Linked DNA regions of Homo sapiens: region 1 is linked to region 2. A link is an interaction called in ENCODE POLR2A ChIA-PET data of the cell type or tissue named here. Cell type or tissue: IMR-90. All regions are shown on one strand.

Evidence for each region. ChIA-PET counts read pairs that join two places held together with the same protein. Peaks named below come from ENCODE experiments on the same cell type or tissue, not always from the same donor. Only the 100,000 strongest peaks of a DNase experiment are listed, where the experiment ranks them.
Region 1: POLR2A ChIA-PET joins it to region 2 with 10 read pairs; 2 of 35 experiments call an interaction of 5 or more read pairs at or near these places.

The regions. Positions count from the first base shown.
Region 1 is chr11:31,970,025-31,978,024 of GRCh38, forward strand. No RefSeq gene overlaps it. Among named protein-coding and RNA genes, the nearest start is that of LINC03031, 67 kb to the right of the region's middle. In IMR-90, no CTCF peak of the experiment used is centred here; a DNase peak (open chromatin) is centred at 4,947; H3K27me3 peaks cover 2,272 bases.
Region 2 is chr11:31,759,910-31,767,909 of GRCh38, forward strand. All of the region lies in intron 9 of ELP4 (elongator acetyltransferase complex subunit 4), which reads left to right. ELP4-AS1 (ELP4 antisense RNA 1) reads right to left here and starts at 7,982. Exons shown (of 3, transcript NR_199065.1): 1 at 7,726-7,982; 2 at 7,322-7,473. RefSeq lists enhancers at 3,102-5,400, 3,120-3,826, 3,839-5,400. In IMR-90, no CTCF peak of the experiment used is centred here; no DNase peak of the experiment used is centred here.

The DNA of each region.
Region 1 (8,000 bases), 210 kb after region 2:
TACAGAAGAAAAAGTTGATGCCTAGAGAAGTTATTTACCCAAAGTCACACAATGGTAGCACTAGGATTTGAGCCCGCATATGATGTCAAGACTTACGCACTTAATCAATCAGCACTACACCTTTAGGGTCACAGAGGAGGCTGTTAGAGCTGGAGGAAGACTCAGAGGTCATCCATTTCCTTATTTTGCAGGAGAAACTAGGGCTCAGAGATGTGGAAAGGGGAGCCCACGTCATGTTGCTAGCTGGTGTTCGGGCTTAACTGGAGCATCATGGGTATGAATTCTACTTGGTCTTACCTATGAGCCACCTCAGGATTTCCTGGGCTTTGTCCAGCCTTGCCTGAGAGTTCTACACTTCCCTCCGTGGTCTCAGCATTTTCAGACTCTGAGAGTCCTGGGACACCGCCTGGGTCTTGTATCAACCTCCCACACTTCACGGCCATGGAGTTCTTAGAACGCTATCTACCACAGATATCCTGGGCAGAGTACGTCCAGGACTCATGGGAGAATGTGCCTTATTGTTGGCTCTCTGAAGGGGAAATCTCCATGTTTCGCTTCAGAACAGAGTCAATGTGCCAACCAGGAAAGAGAGGGTTTGGGTTTGATAAGACCTGAAGAAAACTTGTTCTGCAATGGGGTGGTCAGCAGAGATGGGAAGTTGCCTGGTGTAGACAGAGCCCTGGGTTTTGATTTGGAGTCTTGGTCCTGCCACAAAGACAGTGTGATGAAGGCAAGTCACTTTGCTTCTCTGAGCTCTAGCTTTCCTCTGTAAAATGAAGAGGCCGAAGGCTGAACCCTGCCCAGTCTTCTATACCAATGTATTCGAGATCATTTGGGTCTGGAAGCCTATTAAGACCCAGGTCTTTCAGGACTTTCTCAGCAGAAGATTCTGGTTTTGGTTTCCATTCATGATACTTAGAGGCAGTCTTCTTCTCAATTAGAAATTCCAGGAGGAAAAGCAAAATGTGACCTTCTCCAGAGCCTGAGAAGTACCTTCTGCATTCCTTTTTTTTTCTTTTTTTTTAGTATTTATTGATCATTCTTGGGTGTTTCTCGCAGAGGGGGATTTGGCAGGGTCACAGGACAATAGTGGAGGGAAGGTCAGCAGATAAACAAGTGAACAAAGGTCTCTGGTTTTCCTAGGCAGAGGACCCAGCGGCCTTCCGCAGTGTTTGTGTCCCTGGGTACTTGAGATTAGGGAGTGGTGATGACTCTTAACGAGCATGCTGCCTTCAAGCATCTGTTTAAGAAAGCACATCTTGCACCACCCTTAATCCATTTAACCCTGAGTGGACACAGCACATGTTTCAGAGAGCAGGGGGTTGGGGGTAAGGTTATAGATTAACAGCATCCCAAGGCAGAAGAATTTTTCTTAGTACAGAACAAAATGGAGTCTCCCATGTCTACTTCTTTCTACACAGACACAGCAACAATCTGATTTCTCTATCTTTTCCCCACATTTCCCCCTTTTCTATTCGACAAAACTGCCATCGTCATCATGGCCTGTTCTCAATGAGCTGTTGGGTACACCTCCCAGACAGGGTGGCGGCCAGGCAGAGACGCTCCTCACTTCCCAGACGGGGTGGCGGCCGGGCAGAGGCTGCAATCTCGGCACTTTGGGAGGCCAAGGCAGGCGGCTGGGAGGTGGAGGTTGTAGCGAGCCAAGATCACACCACTGCACTCCAGCCTGGGCAACATTGAGCACTGAGTGAACGAGACTCCATCCACAATCCCGGCACCTCGGGAGGCCGAGGCTGGCAGATCACTCGCGGTTAGGAGCTGGAGACCAGCCGGGCCAACACAGCGAAACCCCGTCTCCACCAAAAAAATACGAAAACCAGTCAGGCGTGGCGGCGTGCGCCCGCAATCCCAGGCACTCGGCAGGCTGAGGCAGGAGAATCAGGCAGGGAGGTTGCAGTGAGCCGAGATGGCGGCAGTACAGTCCAGCTTCTGCTGCGCATCAGAGGGAGACGTGGAAAGAGAGGGAGAGGGAGACCGTGGGGAGACGGGAAAGGGGGAGGGGGAGGGGGAGCGGGAGGGGGAGGGGGAGAGGTAGAGGGAGAGCCCTTCTGCATTCCTTAAGAGCTTTCAAGTCATTCTTGGGTTCAGTCCTTATATCTGCTGGGAATAATTAATCTAGGACTATTCGCTTCAGAGCCCCGAGCTGTAACATGGGATCTCAGGAGCAACTGAAGCACTCAGCACTTTCTGAGGAAAATTACACCAGATGAGACACTAAATCTCTAAAATTCAACTTAGAAATGTGCTTTATTCTCAGGAGTTTTGTCGCCAAGTGCTGGTAATGGCAAGGAAGTGGGGGGTGTTGAGAAGAAGTGGGGAGAAACAGGGACAAAAAGAAGCCAAAACAGTCAAGAAACAGGAGACAAAGGAAACTCAGGCCAAGGCACAGCTGGGTGTTTCCTTTCTTCTAATTTCTGTCCTCTTTGTAAATGTCTGATTGCATCAAACTGTCATCAATAGTAGTCAACATTGATCACATTTCCACTACATGTCCAGCATGTGCTGAACACTCTACATATATTATTTCATTTAATACAACAACCCATTGAGGTAGGTAACGCTATTAATCTCCATTCTACAACTGTGGGACAGAAGGACAGAGATGCTGATAAACTTGCCCCAGTACACTTCGTTAGCAAGTGGCAGAGGCAGAGGCGGGAGTTAAACCAGGCAGTCTGGCTTTAGAACCCAGTGTAACCACGAGGCTCTCCCACCTTCAATAAAGTGACACCCACATAGATTACTTTGTCAGGTGTAGAATCCCTCACATTTCACACACACACTCAGTAAGCTCTCAACTGTGTTCCAGGCCTGACCACGACTAGGCTCAGAGAAGCAAAGGGCATTTCCCTTTGAATGACGTAACAGAATTTGTGTCATTAAAAAGCTGGGTCATTAATCAGATTTGTGCTTGGATGGATTGGACTCACCAGTGCAAGTCAGCTGCTGGATTTCTATGGTTTCTTTGCTCTATGGAAGCAAATGCTTCTTCTCTTCAGGAATGAAGAGCTCCTTAAAAGAATGATTTTTTAAAAGCTCATTAATCAAGGAGCACGGTTCAACTATAGAATATTTCCATTGCTCTAACCGCCCAGTACCATCTTGTCCTCTCTAGCTCCAGATCTGCATCCTGGGAAGCCAGGAGGTATTGGTGGGGTGGGCAGCTGCCTGTTAAAATGCTGAATTGATTGCCACCCATCCAGCCCATTTCAGCGTGTAGACAGATTTGAACCTAAGCTAGGCAAGTGAATTAACCCTGTGTCCTCTTGGCCCCTCGGCCCTCTAGGCAAATTGTGAATCAAATGGAATCTCCCTCGTGCTAAGGGGCTGCAGAGCTGTCATTCCATATGCTTTGCTCAGGGTAAGGGGTCTCTGGAGAGAAGTTAATGAGCAGGGGCTCCCAGGGCAGGGAGAGTCCCATTACTGAGTTTCCTCAGCAATATGGCCACCGTGGAAGCAATGCATGCACTGGCATGTTTCTGAGAAAAGAACAAGATTTGTTATTTGTTTGTGTAATTTCTAAGCACACCGGTGAATAGCAGGAGACTGTCAACACCCAGTGGCCACTTTCCTGAGAAGCTGAGTGAGCCCTTCTGCTGTTGAGTGCACAAGGGGGATTTTCTGAGTGGAAATCTTTCCTCATTACTGCGCTGCCACAAACAAATGAACATTGGAAGAGTTCATGCACAGATAAGGGACATGTCTAGGGAACTGTGGAGAACTCATTACATCCCTTCTGATGGTAACCCTATAAGAAGAAGGAGAAAAGGGAAACAAACAAACAAACAAACAAAAAACTACTTTCCTGCCAAAGCAACATTCCCATCACCCCAAAAGTTTGTTGTGTCTCTTTGCAATGAATCCCCATTCCCCCAACCCCAGCTTCTGATCCACTGATCAATTTTCTGTCCCTAAAGTTTTGTCTCTCCTAGAATGTCGTACCTATGGAATTCTGTCTCGTTGAGTTGTGAGCTTTCCTTATAGATTCTGGATTCAAGCCCTTTATCAGTTATGTTTTGTGAGGGCTTCTTTCAGTAAAAATACCAAAAATATTTCAAGGACTTGCAAATAATCCTTTGTATAGTACTAAAGCATTCTTTGACACAAAAAATGTACAGTAACAAAAAATTGTTCTTTTTAAATCAATGCCTTAAATAAACTAGGAGTGTATTAATTACAACATAATCTAATGTATATATTTTTAAATCATACATGGCATTTACTTGAATAGGAAGTTTTCTTTCAGACCTCTTTTGGGAAGATGATAAAATACAATGATCCTTTTCCCCCTGCAAGTTGTCAAATAAACACACATATAAAATATTTGCATTCAATTTCAGAAGGTTCATAGATGCCTAAAATTCACTATAAATTACCTAGGGATAGCTCCATGGCCCTAAGATGAAGCAAGACTAATTGATTCGGTCCATAGACAAACGTAATGTACATGTTGGTTCAGGCATCCCTGCAACAGCTCTAGGGTGCCCCAGAGGCTCAGAGTCCACAACTGGGAACCCAGCATGGGTGGCCTCTGAGCTCAAAAAAATCTACAGTTCTCACTTCACTAGGACAAGGACATTCAGATACTTAAAATGACACATTTGCCCAGTGCTGAGAAAAAAAAAAAAATCCTTGGGAAAATCAGGGAAACTTATTATGCATGCTCTGATATTAAAAAGGACAGAGTGGGAAATATCCTTGCCTGGGATTGGTGAATCCAAGCTTCTCTTTTCAACCCTATCTGTTCATGTTTTAGGAGCTGAGTCTGTGTCTCCAGGTGAGGTGATTGGATCTGGTTCTGAGTCAGCTGGTCCAAGCTTGCCTTTTTTCCATGGGCCTCATTGCACACTTCTCTAGTGCTTCCCATGAACACACTTAATTGGCCGTGTGTCAGCTCAATTGCTGAGCTGATCTAAGTCATGATGAATCTTTCCTGCTCTTTGCCCCTGGCCACAGCTTGCCACGTAATTCTGTATCATCAGCACTCACCATGAATTTACATTTGTTCTTTTTTTTCTGGGTCATTTATAAAGCTGGAGGCAGAAAGCGCCCAACATATTGATTTGGAGGAATTGTGTTTTAGCCTTTCCACTTTCCTGTTGAAAATTAATAGCAAAAGCACACATATATTTGTGAAATTTGTGGATAGAAAAGGGGTCACTGTCAAGAGATACTTTGGGGAGAGATTTGGTGACGGATGGGGAAGCTGCTGAGAGACAAAGATAGGGGTCCCTGACGATTACTGGTTGAAAGGTTGCAGGAAAATTCCATCAACTGTGAAGATGGGAGTCAGGTGGAGAGAGAAATAGATCATGAGTCCATTTTTAAAAATGTTGAATTTTGAGAAGTTGGCAGAGAGATCCAGGAGGGAATTGGATAAAGAAATCTGCAGCTCTGAAATGAGGTCTGGGCTGGAGACAGAAATTTGGGAGTCATTGACATGTAGCCCTGAGACTGGAGGAGCTTGTCAACGGTTTTGTAGATGGTGCTTCAGGTTATAGACAATATGTTGTCTTCTTCCTTCAGAGCAGGCCACAGAATTGACTGAGATGTGTAACTTTCATGTCCCCCCATGAGCAAACAGCATGTTTCTACTCTGTGATGTGTATGTTAGGGGGCATGTATATCTGTATTTCTTTTTTATTCTCTCCAAAAGAAATTTCATTATGCAAAACATTATCAGGCAATGCAGCTCGTAATAAAGATGTTGGAGAACTGAAAAAGAGAGCTTACATGCACCCCTAATAGCAAAACTCTCCACACATTTCCAGCAGATGTATGTGTCCTTCCGTGGTCACCTTCTCTCCCACCATCACCTGTGTTTTTCTCCACTGCCACCCTTCCACCGAAAAAGCTTAGTTGTGCCTTTATTGTTCTAGACAGTTCAGCTCTGGCCACTAATTTGCGTATTCCTGTCAGTAAGAGAAACCTCCTGCAGTTAACCAGGCCCACCTCCTCAAAAGGGAGTATGACAGCAATAGCATTAATGTGGCATACGTCTTAGGGGAGCTCCCCCAACCTCGACTTTAGTATGAGGTGCAGGGTGGGATTACAAGGAAGGTTTCTCAACCTTGGCACTATTGACATTTGGGTCTGGATAATTCTTTGTTGTTGGAGAGGGGGAAAGTGCTGTGCATTACAGGATGATTAACAGCATCTCTGGTCCCTACCCGCTACATCCCTCTAGCACACTTTCACCCCATACCCCGCCTTCAGTTGTGATTTCTCAACTTCTTGGAATAAATCCCCAACTCTCTCATTCACAAATTTTGTGACTCTGGACAAATGATCTAGCCTCCATGTGCCTCGGTTTTCTCATCTAGAAAGTAGGGGTAATCATAATGCCTACTTCATAGCACTCTAGTGAAAATTAAATGATTTAATACTTCTGAGGGGCCAGGTGCCATAGCTCACACCTGTAATCCCAGCACTTTCAGAGGGTGAGTGGGGGGTGGATTGCTTGAGTCCATGAGTTTGAGACCAGCCTGGGCAACATGGTGAAACCCCATCTCTACTAAAAATACGAAACAGTAGCTGGGCATGGTGGTGTGCACCTGAAGCTCCAGCTACTTGGGAGGCTGGGCAAGGAGGATTGCTTGGGCCTGGGAGTTCAAGACTGCAGTGAGCCATGATTGCACCACTGCACTCTACCCTGGGAGACAGAACGAGACCCTGTCTCAAAACAAAACAAAACAAAACAAAAAAGCCTGTGAGGGCCTGCATATAAAAAGTACTCAGTAAAGGTTACCTCTTATTATTCCCAAGGACTTATCAAATTATTCCTCCTGATAGGAATAATTCTAGATAGGATTCTAGATAGGAATAATTCCAGATAGAATTTTCTACATAGAATTCTCCCCGATAGGTGCAGCAAACCACCACGGCACATGTATACCTAGGCAACAAACCTGCACGTTCTGCACACGTATCTAAGAACTTAAAGTAAAATAAAATTTAAAAGAATGTTCAAAGGAGATGATCAGAAATGAGTCTCCTATATCAAAAAGTGAACAGTGACAACCAAATTAAATTAGTCCAGGAGGAAAAAAAAAAAAAAAAGGAACTCTCCTCAAGAGGAGCTCTGGTGCATACAATTTTTTTTTCCAATTTGACTTAATAATTTTATTCTGAACCTCAGAATAAGTAAATTCAACTCCTGTTTTCAAAACAGGATTTGAGTGTTAATCCAGTTCCGTGAACAAAGATCAATTACTTTTTATTTTTTATTTATTTAGTTATTTTTAAGTATATGTAGGTAGTAAAAACCTAATGTTTGACATCAGGTTGTGCCCTTGACTCTAATCCTCTAGCCTACCTAAGGGTGAGAGCTTGTGCTTAAATAAAGCAGCTTGAACACACAGCCTATATGCAAAGGAAAACTGGGCATCCTCCTCCTCACCCCAGGAATGTGTGTGTGCAGTTGTGTTTCTACTGGAGAACTTTGCTCCAATTCTCCCACTAAATTCTTGATCTTCCTCTGACCTGGCAGCTTCACCTGCTCCTTGAGCCCTGCCTCCCACAATGAGCGATAGTTCTTTCCTTTGATGTCCCCAACAGGGGGTTGTGTGGGGGAGAGTTTTTACCGGTAATTCAGCAGGAGTGAATGGCGAACCACTAAAGATGAACATTACAACGTAGTTAAGCCTTGTTTTTTTTTTGTTTTTTTTTTTTTTTTTTTTTTTTTTGAGGCAGAGTCTCCCTCTGTTGCCCAGGCTGCAGTGCAGTGGCACAATCTCGGCTTACTACAACCTCCGCCTCCTGGGTTCAAGTGATTCTCCTGCCTCAACTTCTCAAGTAGCTGGGACTACGGGCATGTGCCACCACGCCTGGCTAATTTTTGTATTTTTAGTAGAGACGGGTTTCACCATATTGGCCAGGCTGGTCTCGAACTCCTGACCTTGTGACCTGCCTGCCTGGGCCTCTCAAAGCCCTGGGATTACAAGTGTGAGCCACTGTGCCCAGCCTAGTTAAGTCTTTTA
Region 2 (8,000 bases):
CCAGGGTAGTCTTGAACTCCTGACCTCAAGTAATCCACCTGCCTCGCCTTCCCAAAGTGCTGGGATTACAGGCTATGAGCCACTATGGTCGGTCAGTGTTTTCTGATTACCAGCTTGAATAGTTTGTATTCATCAGCTTCAGTGCTTTATTAAGTGATCTGAGATATTGATGAGCCTGACTACCATAAAGATATATACTTTTATGTCCACCTTTGGGATGGACTCTATATCACATAAACTCCCAACAAATTACATACCAACTTCTCCTCCAGTGCTAGGGAAAGAGAAGCTTACCTTAGCTACATGGACACTAGAAAAACTGAAGTTTTGACTAAGCAGTATCTCATTTATTTGGCCTGCTGTTTCCTAATGGCACAACTTTGAAACATGTCACCACGTTAAATCTAATCTAGGCTCAAAAACTCCTATTTCTTCTTTCCTGTGGATTTCATAATATTTCCAGAATGCCTCTAGTCCTTGAAAGAAATTACTCTAAACCCCAGCTTAACAGGTTGAAATATATCTTGCCATCCTGATTTTATCTTTCTTGCTTTGGCAAGTTCTTTTCCTTAAGTAGAAATATGCATCAGTTTAAGTATGCTAGATTTTTTTAAATGTATTATAAAAACATTAGAAGACGATATTTGTATTTCAAAAGATCTTTTAACTTTACACAAGATTCCTAATAGGTCCCACTTAAGTATAAGTTAAATAGCATATTTCACTTCATGTCAATTTAATTTAGATATAACTTTTTAGAAATAATACTTCCTGTAACTGTACTTAGATGACTTCCTTAGATATTCCAGATGATTCTAAGGGAAAATTAAATGCAAATTATTATGACATATTATTTAACCCTATTACGTTATGATTATAATAGCAGAGACCAGTCATCTTTTTACCAGAATGTTGTATGTTTCTGAGTGATCAGATGCATTGCTTTCTCAATCCAAAAATAACATGTACTAATAATTCACTGCTATTTCAAAAAGTTAGGCTTAGGATGTTCCCAATAACTATACATCCCCAAGAGTAAGGAACTATGGGGCTTAAATTTATTTTGAGTATTTTATGAATCTTTAGCTCTCTTAGGAATTAAACTATATGCTGTGTTCTATAGTTAAGTTAGGTATCGGCTTTTTCAGAAATTTTATCAACTCAATGGCAAGGCTGTTCGCGGTGGCTCACGCCTGTAATCCCACCACTTTGGAGGCCAAGGCAGGGGGATCGCTTCGGCAACATGGCAAGACCCTGTCTCTACAAAAAATTTCAAAAATTAGCTGGGCATGGTGGCACACACTTGTGGTCCCAGCTACTCAGGAGGCTGAGGTGGGAGGATCACTTGAACCCAGGAGGTGGAGGCTGCAGTGAGCCATGATTGCACGACTACACTCCAGCCTGAGCAACAGAGCAAGGCCCTGTCTCAAAAAAAAAAAAAAGCCATTCAGATGCTGTTTAGAGTGATAAAACAATTACTCATTTTTTAACTATACCCAAGATTGAACTTTAATATTTTAAGTTGGAGGAATGGAAATGGAAGGAGTCAATATACTTTTTCACCAGAATAGAATTTCAACCTGTTACATATATACCAGTAAGTATATAAAATCTCTGTAAAGATGGACATTTATGAAACCAAAAAAAGATTTGAATTTAAAAATGTACCTTCTAATAGCATGGGCAATAAAGGATAGGGACAGTGGGGAGATATGCTAATAGGAAGATATATTAAAGAAAATTGAAATGAGAACATAAGTTCATTAGAAAGATATTAGGGCAAATGATTTATTAAGCTAAACAAATAAGAAGGAGTATCTTAGTAAATAAGGACAGTTGGCATGTATGTAGGTGTGGTCTTGGGACTTTGCCACCCAGACCAGGGATTTGGGCTGTGGGGAAGGATGATGACCATCTGCTCCAAGTGACTCCTACTGGCTGATACACAGAGCTCAGTTGGCATCAGTCTCAGAAGAGACTGCCAGCCTCCCAATCAGAAAATAAGCAAAACAATGGCATTGCTGTCAAGCACAGAAATGAAGTTTAAGATTTAAGTAATAAGTGGCGACTCAGAAAGGGTCAGAAACCTTAGAGTGTAATCCAGACAGATATAAGTTGGCTTGATTGTGAAATGGACCATCCTGACAGTTAATGGAGGATACTTGAAAAGCTAGGCAGAAATGATCTACAGTGACCATGGTAAGCAGACTGAAACTATTACAGCTCACGAGATATTTAGCACAACCTTTAACATCTAAACCAGACACAAAGACAATATAACACTACAAAACAGAAAAAAACTTGACCTATGCACAAATTAGATTATATGAAAATAATGTAAATATCACTGAGATTGAGGCAAAGTAGTAAAAAGATAACTTTTGCCTACCTTCTTGTCTTCACAACAAAGTTTATTTAAATGATTTTTTCCTTAACAGCCTTCAAAAGCAGGACCAGTGAACTTTTTATTACCTTACAGAAATCTACATTTTATTCGAAAGAACTTGAAATTAAATGATAGAGTTTAAAAAATGTAAATTTTTAAATTTTTAAAAAATAACCTTTAGACTTCAAAAATACTTATTAAAATAAAGACTTTCTACAATAAGAATCTTTTCACTTTCTCTTTTTAAGTCAGAAGTAATTTTGGTTTTATATTTTGCATTTTGATAGACAAATGTATGTTCTTCCTGTAGATTACAGTCATTTTTAAGTATATTTAGCTATGATTATTTACAGCTCATGTATCATATGTATGATTAATTTTAAATAATTAACTAGAAGGCATTCTTAGCTAAAATATAGATTTTTTTATATATTAATTTGCCATATAGTTTATTCAGCTCTAATTTCTTATGTCTTAAGATATATTTTTTAAACAGCTATTTAGCTCTAAAAGTACTTCAGATAAGTGTGCTTATTGGAATTTTTTATAGAAAAATAATTTTTTTCAGTGTGCAATATAATATAAATAATGATCAACCTGATACAGATTTTATACCTTGAATATTATATATAGGAAAGTATTAAATATAGAAATGAGCAGTTTTCCCTATAGCTATTTATGGGCTATTATTGAATAAAAACAAAAGTACTTTAAATAATAACAAAAGATAAGTAAGCTCAGATGTAAACTTTTCTACTCAAGATTTGGCTTCTTTAAATGCAATTCTGTATAATGAGCAAAAAAAAAAAGCATATCATTTAAATTAGATGACCATTTTAAAATTAACATGTCACTGTTAAAATATCTGTGATGAAAAACAAATATCCTTTAAGGATAGCCATTGAAAATATGCATTCTTAAAAATATCCAAATATAAGCCCTTTCCTGTCGCTTGATTTGTTGCAAATATTTAGGATAGATGAGTTCACTGTGCTTTTAAAAAGATACACAATTGAGAAAGAAAATGAGATGTTAGCTTTTTCCCCCTCTAATCCTTCTCCATCCCTTCAAAATTACTGTTGACTAACAAGTTGTGTCTCTTTTCTCTGAGGCAGTGGGTGCAAGACAACTACTTGAGACAAGAGAGGAACATTTATCCTCCAGGCTTCTCATACTTACTCAAGCAGAAAGACTCTGCATGGGGAGAAGGTTCTTTACAGCATTCCACATTTTTAATGAGCTTCCTTGCAAAGGGTATGGGCTTTCCCTTTTTTCAGCTAAAGCTTCTACTGAAAGAGGGATTTGTTCTCATTAAGAAGGGAATGTTAAGGGATGATAGTTTAAGGTGTTCACATACTGCTATTTAATCACCTTTTTACCAAAGATTAAACTTTACAGCTAAAACTGCAACCAACATGAGTACTTTACTAAGTAGAATTTGGTGTTCAGAATGGTACCTTTTTTTTTTAAGCCTTTCTCTAACTTGTTCTCTGTCTGACTTATTTTAATGTTATATGACATCTAAAGAAATGAGTTTTCAATGTCATTTTCCAAGTCTTTTGTGTAGGTGTGCACAGGTAGCCCATGGGGCTTCATTTATTTTTTTTTTAAATTGGAAGATTGCATTATTATTTTCATAAGTCATGGCTATTCTTTAAACCGAAAATCTATAGTTATTGATAATAAGCTTTATTGTCAGAAATGAAGTTTCTAATTTTTTTAAAGTTGTAAGTATTTTCTTATATCTCTTTCAAGGAATCCCAGTTTATATTTATGTTCACTGCAGCTAAAACAAGGAAGCTGCAGTGGGTGTCCAGTCATGTCATACTTTAGGTAAAACCCGAGCATCTTGGTGTGCGATACAATATTGCGATAATGTCTATTTTATACCTAGGTGGACAAACACAATTAAAGGCTGGTTACTTATTGTCCTGACACCGTTTGAAATAGTCTCAGAGTACATCGTTTGTGCCAAACTAGCTGTGTGTGCTTGAAGACAACCTTTGAAAGTCTCTGCCGACCAGTATAATCTAATGATTTCACTTACACCTCCCTTATTTAACACTGTCATGGAAAGTAAGGAATAGGCCATTCATAATTTACATGTCATTTGCTGCTTCATATTGTGTGAAATTTAATTACACAGCTTAAATCGTAGCCAGTGCTCATTTGTCTCAGGGAGCACTCACAATAAGGCATTGATGTGAGTCCAGCATTCACCCAGAGTCCGCCTTTTATCAAATCACCTTCTGGTGCGGCCATCAAGGCCGCACAGTTGTTCTTTTCACTCTTTTGTAAGGAAAATGAGAGAATTTGACCCCCATTTTCATTTAAAAATCCAGGGCATCATATAAAAGATGCTGCTTGAAAAGATTTTATTCAGTGCTTTACCACAATGGAATATACAGATAAATTTTCTGAAGGTGATTACAGAGCCTGGTTGGGTCCTCCCAGAGCTGTAATAGTTTTGTAGAACTTCCATTGAATCAAGAGAAAAATGAAATACTAAAACTCCCCACAGGTGTCGGTTTTATTATTTTTTCAACAAACACTTCTGGTAGAGGGGAACCCCTGATCCACAGCTACAAATTACTAATCATGTGTATTATTCAACGTTTTAGTCCATTTCTGAAACTTTTCCTTTAAATCAAAAGGACCGCTCTTTAGTAATTGCAGGCTGCTTGGCCTCCTGATGGGAGACTCATATAACCGTAATCCCCCTGACGACTGCTACTGGCACCCATCCCACTCCTCAGCAAAACACTAAGACTGAATTAAGAGGATGAAGAGGATAATTATTAGATTCAGGAACAGTTTCCCAGCAAAATCTGTTTTTTATTCATCACCATGAAAAACTGTTTATGGTTTTGGAAATACTCTGTTATGGTAATGGGTATGAAGCTGTTAGAAGAAGTGACCTTATTCTAAAATTTAACTGTTAAAAGTTTTTTAACAAAAAAAAATTGTATACAGTACAACCAAAAGCATACACTTTGGTGCTGCATTGCTCCTTATGATGCCTCTGCAATATCATCGTGAATGTTAGTGATATTTACAAACACTGATAGATGATATCAGTTCATATTTGCTCTGCCTTAAAATGCCCTAATGCAACCTAACCAAGTAGACATTTTTTATAAGTTAAACAGACTCTTTTTAATATTTGGATACATTCTAATCAATATTTTCTATCAGATTAACAGGGCAACTACCAAAATCTTAAGCTGGATATAATATGAGTAATCATTGACTTTACTTTTATTATAAGTAGCATCTTTATCAAAGAGATGAGTTGTATTTGTAAAAATTTGTAAAATTACAACGAAAGAATTTAAGACTTCCTATCATATAAATAAATAGAGTGCAACAATAGATCCCCTGGACAATTAAGATCCATTGCTCATTTTCTGGAAATACTATTTAAGTAGTATATATTTTAACTAAATATTAATCTGCATAATATTTTAGAGCATTAGTGATACCTCATAAATTAGTGTTACTTAAAAACTGTTCTTAGCCTGATTTATTTAAAAACATTTATTAAGAAATAACATGTAGTGGGCTTTTTGTTTGTTTTTGGCTACCATCATTAATATCTGAAATAATTTATTACTCATTTCCAAGAGAATTAACTCCTAATAAAAGACTTATTTCTCTTTTTACAAAAAGTTAATATTCTTTTTTCCCATTAATACATTGGGAATAAATATGAAAAGCACATACAGAGTAGTTTATAAACTGTGACTGTTCATCTTCTGTGTGGTGCTTCATCTATTTTTTAAAGTCTTTAATTTAGAAAAAAATTGTTAGGGAATCAAAAATGTGTACATTAATATTTTAAATACAGATTAAACCCAGTTCTTATGCATGTGAACAGTTTGCTTTGCATTGTATTTTATATAATAAACCAACCTAAAGAGATATTTTATATCTGAATAAAAAAGAAAACAATAACCACGGAAATATAACGGCAATAAGTATATTTTTCTGATAAAGTAATAGTAACTAAAACCGGTCCTTATTGCAGTTCTAGTTGTATATCTACCTGTTAACATGTTTGCCATGTAGTACCTTTATTAGTGTAAGATAAATACATATGGTTTCAGGGTGTTGGAATATAGTGTAAGTATTACTGAGTCCCTTGAATTGACATAAGTTTGGAAATGGTTTTGGCTAGTTTAGAAGCAAGAAACATGTTCCCATTTTTATTTTTTTCAGAACTTTTCAGATGATGTTTTGACTCATGATTTTACAACATGATCAATGATCATTTTGTGTGAAATATTAATATTTAGTTACAGAGAAATAAATTGTAAGATATTTAAGATAGACTGTTGAAATATACAAGACAGGTAATAGATTTAGGATGCAAACACCTATAGATACTAGTGTTACCTGAAAATAAATATATAATGAAAATAAATATATAATTGAAGATGCCTGTTATAATTTTTCATTTAGAAACAGAACTACTAAGTGTTTGTAATATACTCTGTAATTTACAAATATTTGATTGGGTAAATGTTTGATGTATTTGCTTAAACTGATTTTAGAGCAACTAATATCCCTTTAGCACATAAGCTATCTTAATGAAAAACAGAAGAAAAAATGCCACTACTTGATATATTTCTAAAGGAAAAACTCATTTTTTCATCATTTATTAAATAGCAAAACTTGTCAGTATTGTACTTTAGAAATCATTTGATGAAAAAAATCATGCTTTCTTTTGCTCTGAGTATCTCAAGAAATTCTTATATGTGGTTTTAATACTAAAGGCCTCTAAAGGAAATTCAAAAATATGTATGTTTCATTTAACTTAGATCTAAAAAGCTTAGAAAATAACCCTGCATAACAATTACAAAATCAATTCCCTCCACTATTTCATTTTGGAGCACTAATTTTGCAAATGCCAAAAGGAACATTCCCATTGCATACCTGCAGACCCTGGATGAAATGACGGCAAACTTCAGGGTTTCTACTTGACCAGAGTGGCTCTTCTGGCTACAGTGAAAATGTGAGACAGGATTTAGCCGATTCGGTGTATGAAGTCATTGGCTCTTCTCTATTTTGAGGATCTTTCAGACCTCCTTGTAAAAAAAAAAAAAAAATTAGCTCAAGGGTAGTTAGGTGGTGGGGGGAAATCCCCCACATATAAAAGCAAATTACTTTTTAAAGAATAGAAAATAATCGGTATGAGAAATTACTTCTGAATTATCCAAGTGGAAATTAAACTTAGCTCCTGTTAACATTTCTTTAGAAACATGCATTTTGATTAAGCCAAACAAACAACCAAAAAAAAAGACCCTAAGAGCAGCGTAGTCATTTATCTATATACTCACAAATACTTTTCTTTTTTCTGATCATCAGTATTTTTTTCTTGCTTTATTTGCATCATTTCCTTTAACTTTATTTCCCATTATTCATAGAAAAGCTTTCTATCTAAGGCTGAGTTGAATTACTGCTTACTTCCCTCTGTGAAGTCACTTCAGCAAAGAGTTACTCTTTGGAGTTAGGTCCTCATCTCTAATCTGTATCCCTCAGCTGAAGCACTTGGTCTTTGGCTGCCCTATCACCACCCTAAGGCACGTAGAAAGAGGGCTCTCGCTTTGCCCAG